Linked DNA regions of Homo sapiens: region 1 is linked to region 2. The links are chromatin loops, found by intact Hi-C in ENCODE. Cell type or tissue: Calu3. All regions are shown on one strand. Links, peaks and the distances in the headings refer to the core of each region. The heading gives the core; the rest is flanking DNA.

Region 1 (7,093 bases), core at 1,256-6,255, 690 kb after region 2:
AAAACTTATCAGGGAACGTTGTTATTATGAACTAGATTTAGCTCTTGATTCACCATTATAGAAATTAATAAATGCCATCCAAGGTTACACCAAAACTCTCATTCAGTTAAATGAATTTTTTTATTGACCTCTTTATTAGGAGTTTTTATCAATAGCCCCCAATCAGCAAAATTAAAACTTACTGGTCGAACAATTTTGGCAAAATGACAAAGCAAAGAGTCTGTATTACCTTCCTTGGAATATATTCAAACCTAAACTGGACCATTCTTATAATTGGCTACATAGCATGCAAATGTGTGGAAAGGAGTGGCTTTTACATTAAAGCAACTCTTGCACCCCACATTGGCTCTCCAAATTTGGCCCTATGAAAAATACTAAAGTGAAAATGACAGTCCTGCGGAAGACACCAGTTATTTTATCTGTGGATTGATGGATCATAATGCTCTCATTTAATAAAAATAATAAACACCCCATTATTTTCCACAGCCAATTTGGTGTTCAGGAATATTCCTCAGTTTCTTTTTATTATGGAATTTGTGCATTGTAAATAGTTAACAACTACTTAAAATTAAGATGCCTCTACCCCCTAAATAGCCTATTATTTGACTGTTAGCACCAACTGGGGTTCCAGTGTATTTTGTAATAATTGTGAGAATAATCACAGTGTGATATTTAATACAAAATCTTTTTTAAATGCAAAGTCTTTCTTTTTTTATATGAATATCAGTAATTCATTAGAAACCTATTATGCCAGGATAGCTATGTTCCTATCATTTGTTTCTTTCAGAGAAATGCAGTATCATTGGTATCAAGGAAACTAATTAGACTCAAGGACAAAATTATTTTTTATTTCTCCAAATTGTACTTAAAAGCTATATTGGTGTCATGAGATTATTTCTAGTGAAAAATGTCAATTACTTCCTTCCCAAGCGTTTTAATTTTTGGAACTCAAAGGTCTAGTACTCCAGCACCACTGAGTGACACAATAATGAACTCTCATTGTGAGTATTAAAACAGAGCAATTTTGTATGAATCTACTATAGCTTGGTAATATGCTTAAAACAAATCATAGACTCCAAATTTCATTTTAAGTAATAGTAAAATTATAGTAGATATGACCATAAAGAGAATTAAAGGTTATCTATTTGGACTAATTACCAGCTACATGAGATTCTTCCACAGCTTACCTAGTATCTGGTGCATATCCTTGCTTTAGCACTGCTAGTGATAGGAGGCTCACAGCCTCATAACATAGCAAATGTATGATTATTATTTATAGAAGTTTCTAAATTCCCTTTGTATTAAAAAAATGTTCTTGAGAAAATTCAGGTAGTTAATTGGCTTGGCGGAAAAATGTATGGTGGGATTATGAAGAAAATGTGGTCTAGGATTCCTAATGTGTATTAAACCAATAAAAAAAATTCTACTGGGATTATTGGGGAGCATCACTATTTGGAAAAAAATAAGAAAGCTTCTGTTTCCATGGCACCATCTCTTAAAAGAACACTGATATGTTGGAACATATAAGAATACTTGGATAATAAGGGGATTCAAAAACTACGTTATATGAGAAACATTGAAAGAAGACCAGAGTAAGTTAAGTATGTAGAAGAAACAATATGGAGAGGTAGTGGGAGAAGGGGAAAGAGGAAAGGGATGATAACTTTCCTTGGAAAGTGTCAGGCTTTTCCTGTCTAGTGCTAGATTCTAGTGTCAATGAATGCACTTTATAGGATGAGGACACTTAATGTAGACTAATTCCCAAAGACAATGGCTGTCTACTTTCCAGTGGAGACTGCTGCCTATAACTGATAACATCCAAGCTCATGCAGAATAAGAGATAAGGAAGAGGGCGTTTTCTAAGATCAATTTCAATTTTAAGAAACATAATGTTGGTTTATAAGTGGTCAAGTTGCAAGCAAAGGGTTATGAATAAAACCTTGAGACTGGCTGCTTTTGTGAGAAATTAAGTATTAAAATATCAGTATCAAAGGCAAGAGGTGTGCAGAAGGAAAGGAAATAAAGAGAATAGTCTCCTGGGTATCTTCATGAACTCTCTTTTAAATATACAGGAATAGTTAGCCACATGTGCATACTGGACAAATTATCCCAAATTTTTTCTCGGTCAACAGGCAAACATCTGCATAAACAGGACAGTATAGTTGAGGAAACATTCATGCTGCTATTTTAACATTGCTTCACCATGTTGATTTTGGAGCAGGTTACTATGTTTACCTTTAAAAAACTATCTTTAAAAACAATTGTGTATATTACATATATAATATATAATTTTATATATAACATATAGATATATATCATATAGAATATATATTATATAGATCTATATTTTTATATATCTATATAATATATTATATATAAAATATATAATATATTATATATGTTTATATTATATATAAATATATAGAAATATATATTATAGATCTATATTAATAGATATAGGTATATAATATATCTATATTAATATAGTTATATAATATATCTATAATAATATAGTTATATAATATATCTATATTAATATAGTTATATAATATATCTATATTAATATAGTTATATATCTATATTAATAGATATAGATTATATATCTACATTAATAGACATAGATATAGATTATATATATCTATATTAATAGACAAGATATAGATTATATATCTATATTAATAGACATAGATATAGATTATATATCTATATGAATAGACATATAGATTATATATATCTATATTAATAGACAAGATATAGATTATATATCTATATGAATAGACATAGATATAGATTATATATATCTATATGAATAGACCTAGATATGGGTTATATATATCTATAGGAATAGACCTAGATATAGATTATATATATCTATAGGAATAGACCTAGATATAGATTATATATATCTATAGGAATAGACATAGATATAGATTATATATATCTATAGGAATAGACATAGATATAGATTATATGTATCTATAGGAATAGACATAGATATAGATTATATATCTATAGGAATAGATATACATTATATATCTATAGGAATAGATATAGATACATATATCTGCATATAACACTTCTGTAAAAAGTAAGAAACTGTTAACAATTGTTTTCTTGAAGAATGAAATGCAGGATTAGAGAGTACATTTTTACTATAACTTTATACCACTCATATATGAAAGGAAAGACATACTTGGATTAAGACAAATAATGTGGATAATAGCAGGAACACTGTAAATCAAAGAAATCTCAAAATACCTTACTTATGGATTTTACATTTTTTAATGATATGTTTCTATGACCTATAATCTTTCTAAGAAGCCAATATGTATAAATATTCTCACATATACCTACCTAGATTTAATTTAGTTCAAAAAATGACTGCCTTGAATAGTCTTTTGTTCCTTTAAAATTAGTGGTCTACATTAGTGCTAACAAATTGTGGTCCACAGACCTGCAGCACCTGCATCACTGTGCTTGTTAGGAATGCAAATTCTTGAGTCCCTCCCAAATTACTGAATCAGAATCTTTAGAGGTAAGACCAAAGACTCTGTGGTGTATCAAGTTCTTCAGGTGATGTTAATGCACAGAAGAGCTTCGTTCTTGGGAACTGCGTAACCTAATAGCACCATCTGTTGGTAGTGACTGTCCCAGAATGAAGACATAAAGTCCCAAAGGGGAAGATGCCCAGACGTTCAACTTCCACTAGCTGTGATGCACTCTATGAAGGACTGGAAATGGACAGAATGCCTGATGTAGAGATATACACATACAGATGCACACATTTTCTCTGCTAAAGGAAATATATGTAAACAAATAAACAAACACCACTACAAATTTCTTCTTAAGTACAAACAAGGAGCTGGTGAGGCACAGAAACTGTAGCAATCAGATTGATCAGAGGAAGTCATGAAATGCTCAGAAGGAGTGGTGACATTGAAACCAAGTACTGTCAAATTACTTAGCCACAATTATATGTGTAACTAAGTAAATAAAAATAAAACAATTTTTAAAATCTAACCAATATTTACTGAGCTCTTACTATGTACCAAGCACTGTTTCTGAGGTCCTGTCTCTGAGACTAAAGATTCAAGTCCTGGACAAAGCAGAGTGGCAGGCACACAGCAGGCATGCAATCAATCTCTGGTTAAATAAATGAGTAAACATGAAAATACTATACGTTTGGCTAAATTCTTCATAAAAGAAGATTTTTAAAATGTCATCTTGCCTAAAATTTCTGCAGTGAAAAGGAACAAGCTCGTCATTATCTGAATTATTTGTGTTTTTTGAAAAATTGCCTTCATGCTTTGTAAAATTTTGAATAAATGTTAAAAACCCTTATTACAACCTCCTACACAGCTTTCTAGTAAGCCACGTTGATGAGGTACCTGGTGAGTGTAGAGCACTGTATTTTATATATATTCTACATCTTTATACAGATTAAAAGAGTCTTTGAAAAGGTATTCAGCATTCCAAATCACAGGCACTTTCAAAAGCACTTTCTATACCAGGATACTAACGTGAGGAAAAGGGTAAGTAAGCCAGTTTTAAATCTTTTATTTCTGCAGGGTTTTGTTTTGTTTTGTTTTGTTTTGTTTAAAGTGAAGACTTTCCGTTTTCTGTTTGTTTATGGCCGCTACACACATTCTAGAGTTTTATAGCCTAATCCATGTATTTATCTAAACTAATGTTTATCATAATAATCATGATGGGTGATGACCCGTGAGCCTGCATAATCTCAATGTTTTCCTGTTATCCATTAATATTAAATCTTGTGGTTCACTAGGGACTACCACAAATAGGTTTATGTGTTCACTGCCAGGGTTACATTAGGTAAAAATGGAGACAATTAGCTGTACTTCCTTGTAAGAATGTACGGGCATTGAAGCACTGACACTGAACTATTTGCCAGAAACTACCCAAGGAGAAGCACAAAACTAATTCATAGGAATGCCAGTTTGGCAAGTGTCTTTTGTGAAATCACTCATTTTCCAGGCAGAATTTAGAAACAGAGCTTCCACTGTTAGTGAAATTTAATCACTGTCAATGTCCTGATTGTTGGGATTTGAAAAATAGGGAATCCCTCCAAAAGTGGTACATTCACCATCTGCATGATACTGAATAAATCTTCATAGAGACTTGGTTACATCTTCACAAATTCCAGACATTATCTAAGTGATTTGATTGGGGGTACTTATTAACAGCTGTATGTAAAATCTACTAGGAACTCCTTTATTAGATACAAATAGATCCTTATATATTTATTAAACAAATATCACTTCCAAGAAAACTTCTAGAGGTTAGTATGGGTTAAGAACATGAGAGTTTAAATCAGGTAAAAGTAGGATCAGTTTTCAGTTCTGTACTTTCTTGGCTGAATATACGGAGGCTCATTTCTACCCAACAGTTGAAAATATTGAACAGGTGTCAGGAAGTAATCAATAGTATCTCTGTTTTAGAGATAAGAAAAGGCTGAGAGAAGTTAAGTAATTTGCTCCAGGTCCCATAGCAAGTAAGCCAGAAAAGTTCTAAGCTTCAGATCTACTCTATACAACTCCTACATATTTCTTCTTATAATATCACTCCTTTCTCTGTTTTCTTCCATTCCTCTTCCCAGAGGATTGGATGTAAATAATATTTACATTGATAGTCACTCTATTCTCTGCTGATGTTGCTGAACAAAAAGCATAGTTTAAATATAATTTAAATAATAGTAAATACACACGGTAAAAGGGGAATATGTAGAGAAAGTTTCATAGACTTACTGATTCCTGTACAGTAGAGAGGTTTTATTCTGTTCTCAACAAAATGTCTGAAATGGCTAAAAACAAGCAAAACAAACAAAAAAACTCTACCACAAAGACACACAGGAAACAAACAAACAACAACGAAACGAAGAGAGTGCACAGAAAGAAAAGTAAGCAAATAATTAATTCTTGACTAACAGTCCATATTTTATGGAGATAATGCAAGAAAGAAAATAAACCACCATTTCAGTGTGGCATGGATTACCATAGTAACATACTGGGAAAACCTTGGGTGGTGAAATGCAAGAATTTTTTCTTAAGTGCATGTGAATAACCGCAGAGAGAAACTACACTTCCCTATCTTCTTGGCAGCTGCATGTGGCAATATGTCTAAGTTCTCATGAATGGGATGTGAGTAAAGGTGATTCACACAACTACCACATCCGTTCCTGAAAAGAAGATCCATGTCCTTCACTGCCTTTCTCATTCATTCATGGGCTGGAACACTGATGTGGTGCACAGCAGATCCAGACATCCTTAGAAATAGTGAGCCACGAGAAAGAAGAAACCTGGAGAAACCTTGTGGAATAAACCTTCCTATTCCCGCAGAGGGCCACCCTGCCTCTAGACTCTAGACTAAGAGTGTATAACACATTTTTATTTTGTTTGAGTCACTGAATTTTTGGATCTTATTATGGTAGCTGTGTCTATACCATAACTAATATGTAAATAGGGACCTACATGTGGGTACCATAACCAAAACTTAGCAGTTGGGCTGTGGGCAGTGAGGAAACAGATGGTCCTTATTCAGCCACAGCCACCTACACAGTTGTTTTTGGCCAGAATACACTTGCTCTAAAAAATGCTCTCTGCCCATGGCCTGCAACCTAAATTACCCAGGAATCTGGAAATTTGAGGCTTTGCAGGTCTGCAATGATAACTGCAATCTCAGGGGCAATTAATGACTTGTTGCTCATGGAAACTCCTCACTTTCCTGAGTCAATTGCTCTTTGGAATTGAAGTGGTTGATTTCTAATCAGCATTCTATTAGGCACTTAGTCTTTAGAGTACTTTTAAAGGTGAGCAATAGATGTGAACTAGTAGGTCACCAAGGAGACACCTAAACTTAGGGTGTTAATTTACTTTGCCAGAAACCTATGCTGGAGTAAAGTTATGTTAGGAAAGGCTGCTGGTGGGCATCTCCTCATCATTCGTCAGGCCTTATGAGAAAAAAGAGGTAGATATTTTTTTTCCCTTGGCAAGTTAAAAGAGATCAGCTACACAGTACCTAAAGAGTTCCTAATTGGAGTATCATGACCCTAGAAAATCAAATCACATTCAGTACC
Region 2 (7,093 bases), core at 662-5,661:
CTGCCTAAAAGAGACTAATGTGGCCGGGCGCAGTGGCTCACGCCTGTAATCCCAGAACTTTGGGAAGCCGAGGAGGGCAGATCACCTGAGGTCAGGAGATCAATATCAGCCTAGCCAACATGGGGAAACCTCATCTCTACTAAAATTACAAAAATTAGCTGGACAAGGTGGCACGTGACTGTAATCCAAGCTACTTGGGAGGCAGAGGCTGGAGAATCGCTTGAACCTGGGAGGCGGAGGTTGCAGTGAGCCAAGATCGTGCCACTGCACTCCAGCCTGAGAGACAGAGTGAGATTCCATCTCAAAAAACAAAGAGAAAGACTGATGTATTTAATCTTTATAACAATTCCATTTTACAGATTTACAAACAAGCAAACAAACAAATACTAATGTAGAGAAACAAACTAATACTAATGCACAAGAAGTCAGGATTTGACAAATTTGGAATTTGAACCCAAGCAATCTGGCTCTAGACTAAGCTGATTGCTATGAAGGTATTTTTTTTGGAATTTACTGTTTGACTGAACAATCTAGTTCTATTTAGTAAATTATATTTTGTAGTAAAAAGAGTTGAAAGTTATACTAATAGCTAATGTCAGACCTATTTAGGATCACGAGGACATATGCAAACAAACCCACTGAAATTGCTCTCACTAAAATTATCACTGACCTTTTTCCAGGTTGCCAAATCCAATGAATGCATTTATGTCTTTATTTTTATTGGCTTTTCTACAAAAGCAAATACTGTTGGCTAGTGTTAGCTTGAAACTGTTCCTTTTGTGTGTGTGTGTGCGCATGCACACGCTTTCTCTTTTTGTCCTGAAATCTGTTGGTGCCCTTTTTCTGAGCATTCTTCTTTGCCTTCCTTTTTAGTGTTGCAGTTTCCAAGGCTCTATCATTGCCCTTTTTCATTTTCTGTAATACTCTTAAGAAATCTTATCTACATTTTGCCTTCAATCTACAATTGAATAACTATGAAAGTTCTAGTTTTAGACCAAAGCTTCCTTCCTTTTTAGCCTTAAATATTCAACTGTATCCCAGAAGTATCTCAAATTCAGCACATTTCAAAGTTTAATTTTTCAGATAATCCTTTAAGTGAAGTGTCTGCAAATGATGGCCTAAAGGCTAATACTGGCCGGTGAGCAACTTGTTTGTACGGTTGGAAAAAAAAACCAAATGAAGAATACTATTTCATGGCACATAAAACTTGTATGAAATTCAAATTTCAGTGTCCAGAAATTAAGTTTTATTGGCACACAGCCACACTTATTCATTTCCCATATGACTGCTTTCACATTACAACTGCAGCAGAGTAACTGCAACAGAGAACACATGGCCCACAAGTCCTCAAATATTCATTATTATTATTTGGCCTTTCACAGAATACATTTGCTGACCCTCTCTCTTAAAGCCATCCCATATTCTTCCTCCTTTCCCCAGGTTTCCCACTCAAATCTCTATCACCACTTTTTAATGATTTCAACTCTAAGTATATCTCATCAGAGACCATTTCACCTACAAGCATCTCCCAGATTTTGGCATCAGCCACCTCCTGATCTACTGAAGTAGCTTCCTGTAATGGTTATCTTTATATGTAAATTTGACTAGTCTAGAGAATGTCTAGATAGCTGGTAAAATGTTATTTCTGGGTGTGTTTCTGGAAGAGATGAGTATATGAATTAGTATACTGGGTTAGAAGTTTCCTGCCCTTGCCATTACAGGGAAGCATCATCCAATCTGTTGAAGGCCGAAATAGAATAAAAAGGTAGAGGAAAGGCAAGTTTGTTTCCTGTTTGAGCTACGACATATATCTTATCCTACACTCCATAATTGGCACTCCTGGTTCCTGGGCCTGTGAACTCCTGGACCTGGACTTATGCCATTATCCACCTACCCTTCCTGGTTTTTAGGCCTTCAGATTTGGATTGAGTTACACCACTGGTTTTCCTGGTTCTCCTGTTTGCCTACAGTAGGTTGTGGAACTTCTTGGCCTCCATAAGCATATGAGTTACTTTCTAAAATCAATCTCTCTATCTCTGTGTGTCTGTGTGTGTGTATATATATATATGTGTTACACACACACACATATATATTCTATACATACATACACACACATATACACTTCAATCCTGTCTCTCCAATCAATCCTTTACAAATTTCTATCATGCAAATCTGTTCTTTTTACTCCTTTGACCATTTTTTAAAAAATTGTTTCTCTCCTTTTCTTAGAGGAATGGTTCTGAAGGCAGCATCATATCCCCTGGGAATTTGTTAAAGATGCAAAATGTCAAACCCCACCTAAGACCTACTGAATCAGAATCTCTGGGTAACGCCCCCCAATATGTGTTTTAATAAGCCCTCCATTAATTTTAATGCACACTTATGTTTAACATCATTGGAACCATTTATCCCAGAGGAAAAAACTGTGTATTTCTTTGTGGGGATATTATTTGAGTGTGAGCATGATCTGACCCCTGCCCAATCTTGTCTCTGATTTATTCTTTCCTCACTTGCTGCTTCGATCTGCAAATGTGAAAATGCAACCCCTCCAAGTTAGTAATTTGCCTCAGGTAACATGGCTAGTGACTGACATGAGGGAAGAATTAAACTTAGCTAATCCCAAGGTTTGTTTCGTTTTTAGTACCACACCCTGCTACTTTTAAATTTCATTTACTATACTCTTACATTCAAAATCCATCTATCATAACAATGATTGTATCTATCCTAATTGTTAATTTAGTCTGTTCCTCCTCTTAGACTATAAACTCCAGGAAGGTAAGGAAGTTTGTCCAAGGAGAATGTCAAGAAAACATGACTCTCTACTGCCATCTGGTGATATGATGCAACAATTCCAAGAGGAATATATGTGCATTTAATGTCTTCTGCTTGCAGAATGCAGTGAGTAAAACAAAAGCTTGGCTTCAGACTTCTGTTCAGATAACAGAACGATTATCCCCTGGCTGTTAGACCTTGAGCAATTTACTTAGTATTTCTCTGTCTTAGGTTCCTCATCTGTGAAACTGGATGGCTAACAATTTTTCTCACGGAAATGCAATGATAATCAAGTTAGCTGCTATTATAATTATCGATATTGTTATCAAGGACTTAGCTAGACTCTATAGTTGACACAAAGAAATAAATGAAACACTGTTCCTTAAATATTTTATAATCTAGGCGAGTAGGTAAGACAGAGTTAGGAAATGATTAATGAATAAATAAATAAATAACCATACAAGCTTTAAATGCTGAGTCCTTATGGTGTTAACTATGAATGTAGAGGAGGTAAAATTTGAGCTAGTATAAGAATTTATAATTGGTATGTGTGAGAAGGAGTCTTAGATGGAGAATTGTTCCTGCAAGTCTTTGCACACATTGAGACTAACAACTGTAAAGTACTAATAAAAATGATATAAGTGCACATTTATATTACAAAGTCATAATCACAAAACCATTTTTATTTAATGCTTCATTATATAATCCCAGATCTCATTATCCAAAGAAAAACTAACACATGACCCAAAAAGTGTTTATTGTAAATGAGTGTTATTGTTGCTATTATTTTTTAATATACCTGAAACTTAATTAATAGTTGTATTTTACTGATAAAAATATAGTTAGATTAGATGGCTTCGTGAATTATATATTTTTAACTTAAAGAAAAACCTACATTGTGTTAAATGGTGATTAAACTCAACGTTTACAAGATCCTATGATTTAGATACATTATCTCCAGTTTGAAAAAGCAGATACAGAGAAGTTAAATAACTTGCCAATAATGTCCAATAACACATTAATAGCTGAGACTCATGAATCTGAAATAAAACTATGCTAATGATGAAGGGTACATCACGCAATTAATAAATCATATGTTTAGGATTTGAACCCAGGCCATGCCATTAATTCTAAGCTTGGCTCCCTCATGCTGTAAATTTTTCTAATTAATATTTAAAATACCCACTACTGCTCCTTCATATTGCATATGTTTAAGCTGTGGTTTGTTTCTTCCTAATCCCATATAACAACAACATTAAAAACCAAAGAGATCTAAAATATATTTCTAAAATATTCTGCTTAAATATCCAATAACCAATTTGGAACTTTGTGTGCATAATGAATGCTTACTTGTAAGAAAACTGGTGCTGAAACTTTTATTAATTTCCTACTTGGAGGATTAGATAATGGCAAATAGTATTTGTAACCTTTATTTCTTTAATTTGTGAAAGATATATTTCAATTTTATAGTACTGAATGTCATGTATTTTTTAAATTTATTATTTGTTTCATGAACATCATGTTATTATTCACCAGAATACGGGCTATTATTATTGTATTTGTGTTAATGCTGAGCCTTTGTCACCATTTTCATTTTAATTCTATCCTCGGTAATAAAATAGTCGATATGTTCCTGCATCTTTTTTCCCTAGCAGTGGAAGTGTTACTTCACTGAAGCAGATAAACAGGACAGATAATGATTATTATATGCTCAGTGATCCTTATAATGGGGAAAGGTAGAATGTTCTCTGATCACTCTCAAAATTGCAAACTGACTGAATTTCATTTAGGAAATAGCAAGTTCTTTTCATAGGTGATATTCTCTAAATGTATTTAAAGACTAGAATATTTGCCCTGAATCCTGGGAAAATATGTTAAATTACATCCACATAGTAAAATCTTGCTTATTTTATGTAAAGAGGAAAAATCATATATAAATCATATTTTGAGTTAAGGAAAGATGTCAAGGATGCCTCCCCCCACCAAAAAATGACAATGAATGTCTCGTTTCTTTCCTATATATGCATAAATATCAGGAAAGCTTGAGAGTATCGTGGTTCTTCCTGTTCTATGAATTTACTAAGGGTCATGCCAATGCAGGCGAATTAGACAGTGCAGTTAGTAAATGAAGGAGAAGGACATTGATCCTATTTTGGGTGAGGAGGAATGATGCAATACATAGATGATGCAATACATAGATGAAGGCCATTTTTCATGGTCCAGTTCATTTAGATTGCACTGAACATACAAATTATTATTACTACAAAATGCCAAACAATCTGAGGGACAAAAATACAGTTGTGTAAATAATTTTGCACTTGAAATAATCAAAACCATTCATATCTTATAAGTGCTTGTCATCTACAGTGTTTGCTTACAGCTAAGCATTCCTCTGTTGAAGGAAATTCTAGAGAAGCGTATTTTTTCATTATACTAGTGGCACATTGCTGGTCAGAATAATAACTTCTTGCCTTATTTAAATTTAATCAAATTCAATATATCTACTAAATCATTATTAAATGCAAAAATGACTAATCTATATACTTTTTTCTATAATGTCCTCATGCTTTTTAGCTTATAAGGTGAAAGAAGTCAAGAGTAGAAGAAAAAAATTAAAGTTATTGCTCACCTATGTAAGCAGTAGATATAGAAACCATATGTATAGAAACTCCCATGTAGCAAAGAAGGATCAATTATGTAAGAAAATAGAAACTGAGAAATTGAGAGTATCTGGGAAAATAACTAGATTCAATCAGATTGTCAGAGAAAGGACACAGAAAATTTTGCAGATGAGATTTTGGTAGAATAAATAGTATCAAGGGAGAATGAACGCAACACACTGAAGAAAGACAAAGGAGAGCCATGTGATATTGTCAACCAGAGAGGTAATTGGTTTTAGTCAAGTCTAAAAGATACTATAATACAAATTTTAAAAATAAGGCTCGATGTGTGGAACAAATGCCCTACATGCCAATGAGTTAGAAGGTCTGCTTATTCCACACTGAAAAAGAAAGAGAAGGAGAAGATGCAAGAGAGAGCTTGTCATCTAAGAATCATGAATCTAAAATGAAAACATGCTAATAAAGGGGTCATTGTTTGCATTCAAATGAGATTTCCAAGGGTTATATCACATATAATGAGGAAAAAGTATAAAAGGATGAGCTGACGTTACACCAAATGGGATACCTCATGGTATCCCAGTGGGGCAAAAAGTGAGAATTAGGATAGGAACACTTGGCAAACATTGAGTGGAGGAAACACAATCACAAAACCAAGATGGGGTTCACTGTTGAACCAAAAGGTGAAATACGGAATACATGGGGAGAGGTAGCACATATGGGCCTGTGAACTCACTTCTCCTAAAATAGAGGAACTCAGGCAAATGGTTCACCCTTTCTCATGTACCACCCCCTCTCTTCCCAATATGCTACATGGTAATAATCTAAAAATTAGGGGATTTAGTTTAAAATAAATATACAGGGGCATCTTAGGAATTAAGATGCCCCTAAATATTTATATGTAAATAAAATAAAAAGGGAAAGAGAAAAAAATTCTAAACCAGTTAAAATAAAGGTTGAAACCACTTCCCTCATAGAGTATGCGTAAAATGTCAATAACTTTTAACTTATAGAAGTTATTTTATACTTCAAATATTATATGATTAAGATGATAATACTTTCTGGGTGGTTAATCCATAAGTGAACAAGCACTTACCCTGTGGCTGGCGACTGGGATGGTATATCTGAAGGTCAAATGGCTGTGCACTGGTTTTCTGAATCACACTGACATTCTGCCCTGTCCACTTATTGGCTTTGGACAATGTGTTGGTCCTCCAGTCTGTCCAGTAGACTTCACTCCCATATAGAGACACAGCAAAGGGATGGGAAAGGTATTCATGACCTCGGATGATTTCTATCATGTTTGTTCCATCATAGAGGGCTGAATAAATAGCATCTGACCTACAGAAAGATAAATACATGAGTAGTTTGTCAAAACTCATTCAACTAGTCCAGAGACATAATCATGTAACTCAGCTAAATGACAAAAAAGGTATTTTATAAATATTTTTATGGGTCTGTATCTGATTTGGGGCAAGCAAAAAAAAAATACACCTCCAATTTTAATATATGTATACATGATACTGACATGTTAGGACACTTTCCAATGTTGTAAATATTATCTAAGTAAAAAAAAAAATACAGAAAAGAGATGATTTTTTAAACCTGGCGTCTGTCCACACTATCCTTTTCTCAAAGTGGTCCACAGTTAGTCCATTAGGCCAAGCCCCAGTTTTCATGTCTTTATAGATGGTTTTTCTCCC

The links. Hi-C counts contacts between places; a loop is a spot of excess contacts. Peaks named below come from ENCODE experiments on the same cell type or tissue, not always from the same donor. Only the 100,000 strongest peaks of a DNase experiment are listed, where the experiment ranks them.
Region 1: it touches region 2 in a loop (4-fold over the local background); 3 of 110 quality-filtered maps call a loop at or near these places.

Annotation. Positions count from the first base shown.
Region 1 is chr2:141,551,367-141,558,459 of GRCh38, forward strand. All of the region lies in intron 2 of LRP1B (LDL receptor related protein 1B), which reads right to left. Among named protein-coding and RNA genes, the nearest start is that of LRP1B, 580 kb to the right of the region's middle. In Calu3, for the core only: no CTCF peak of the experiment used is centred there; DNase peaks (open chromatin) are centred at 3,645 and 6,135.
Region 2 is chr2:140,861,104-140,868,196 of GRCh38, forward strand. It overlaps LRP1B (LDL receptor related protein 1B), which reads right to left. Exons shown (of 91, transcript NM_018557.3): 26 at 6,996-7,093; 27 at 6,487-6,731. Among named protein-coding and RNA genes, the nearest start is that of MIR7157, 280 kb to the left of the region's middle. In Calu3, for the core only: a CTCF peak has its summit at 2,841 (motif pointing left); no DNase peak of the experiment used is centred there.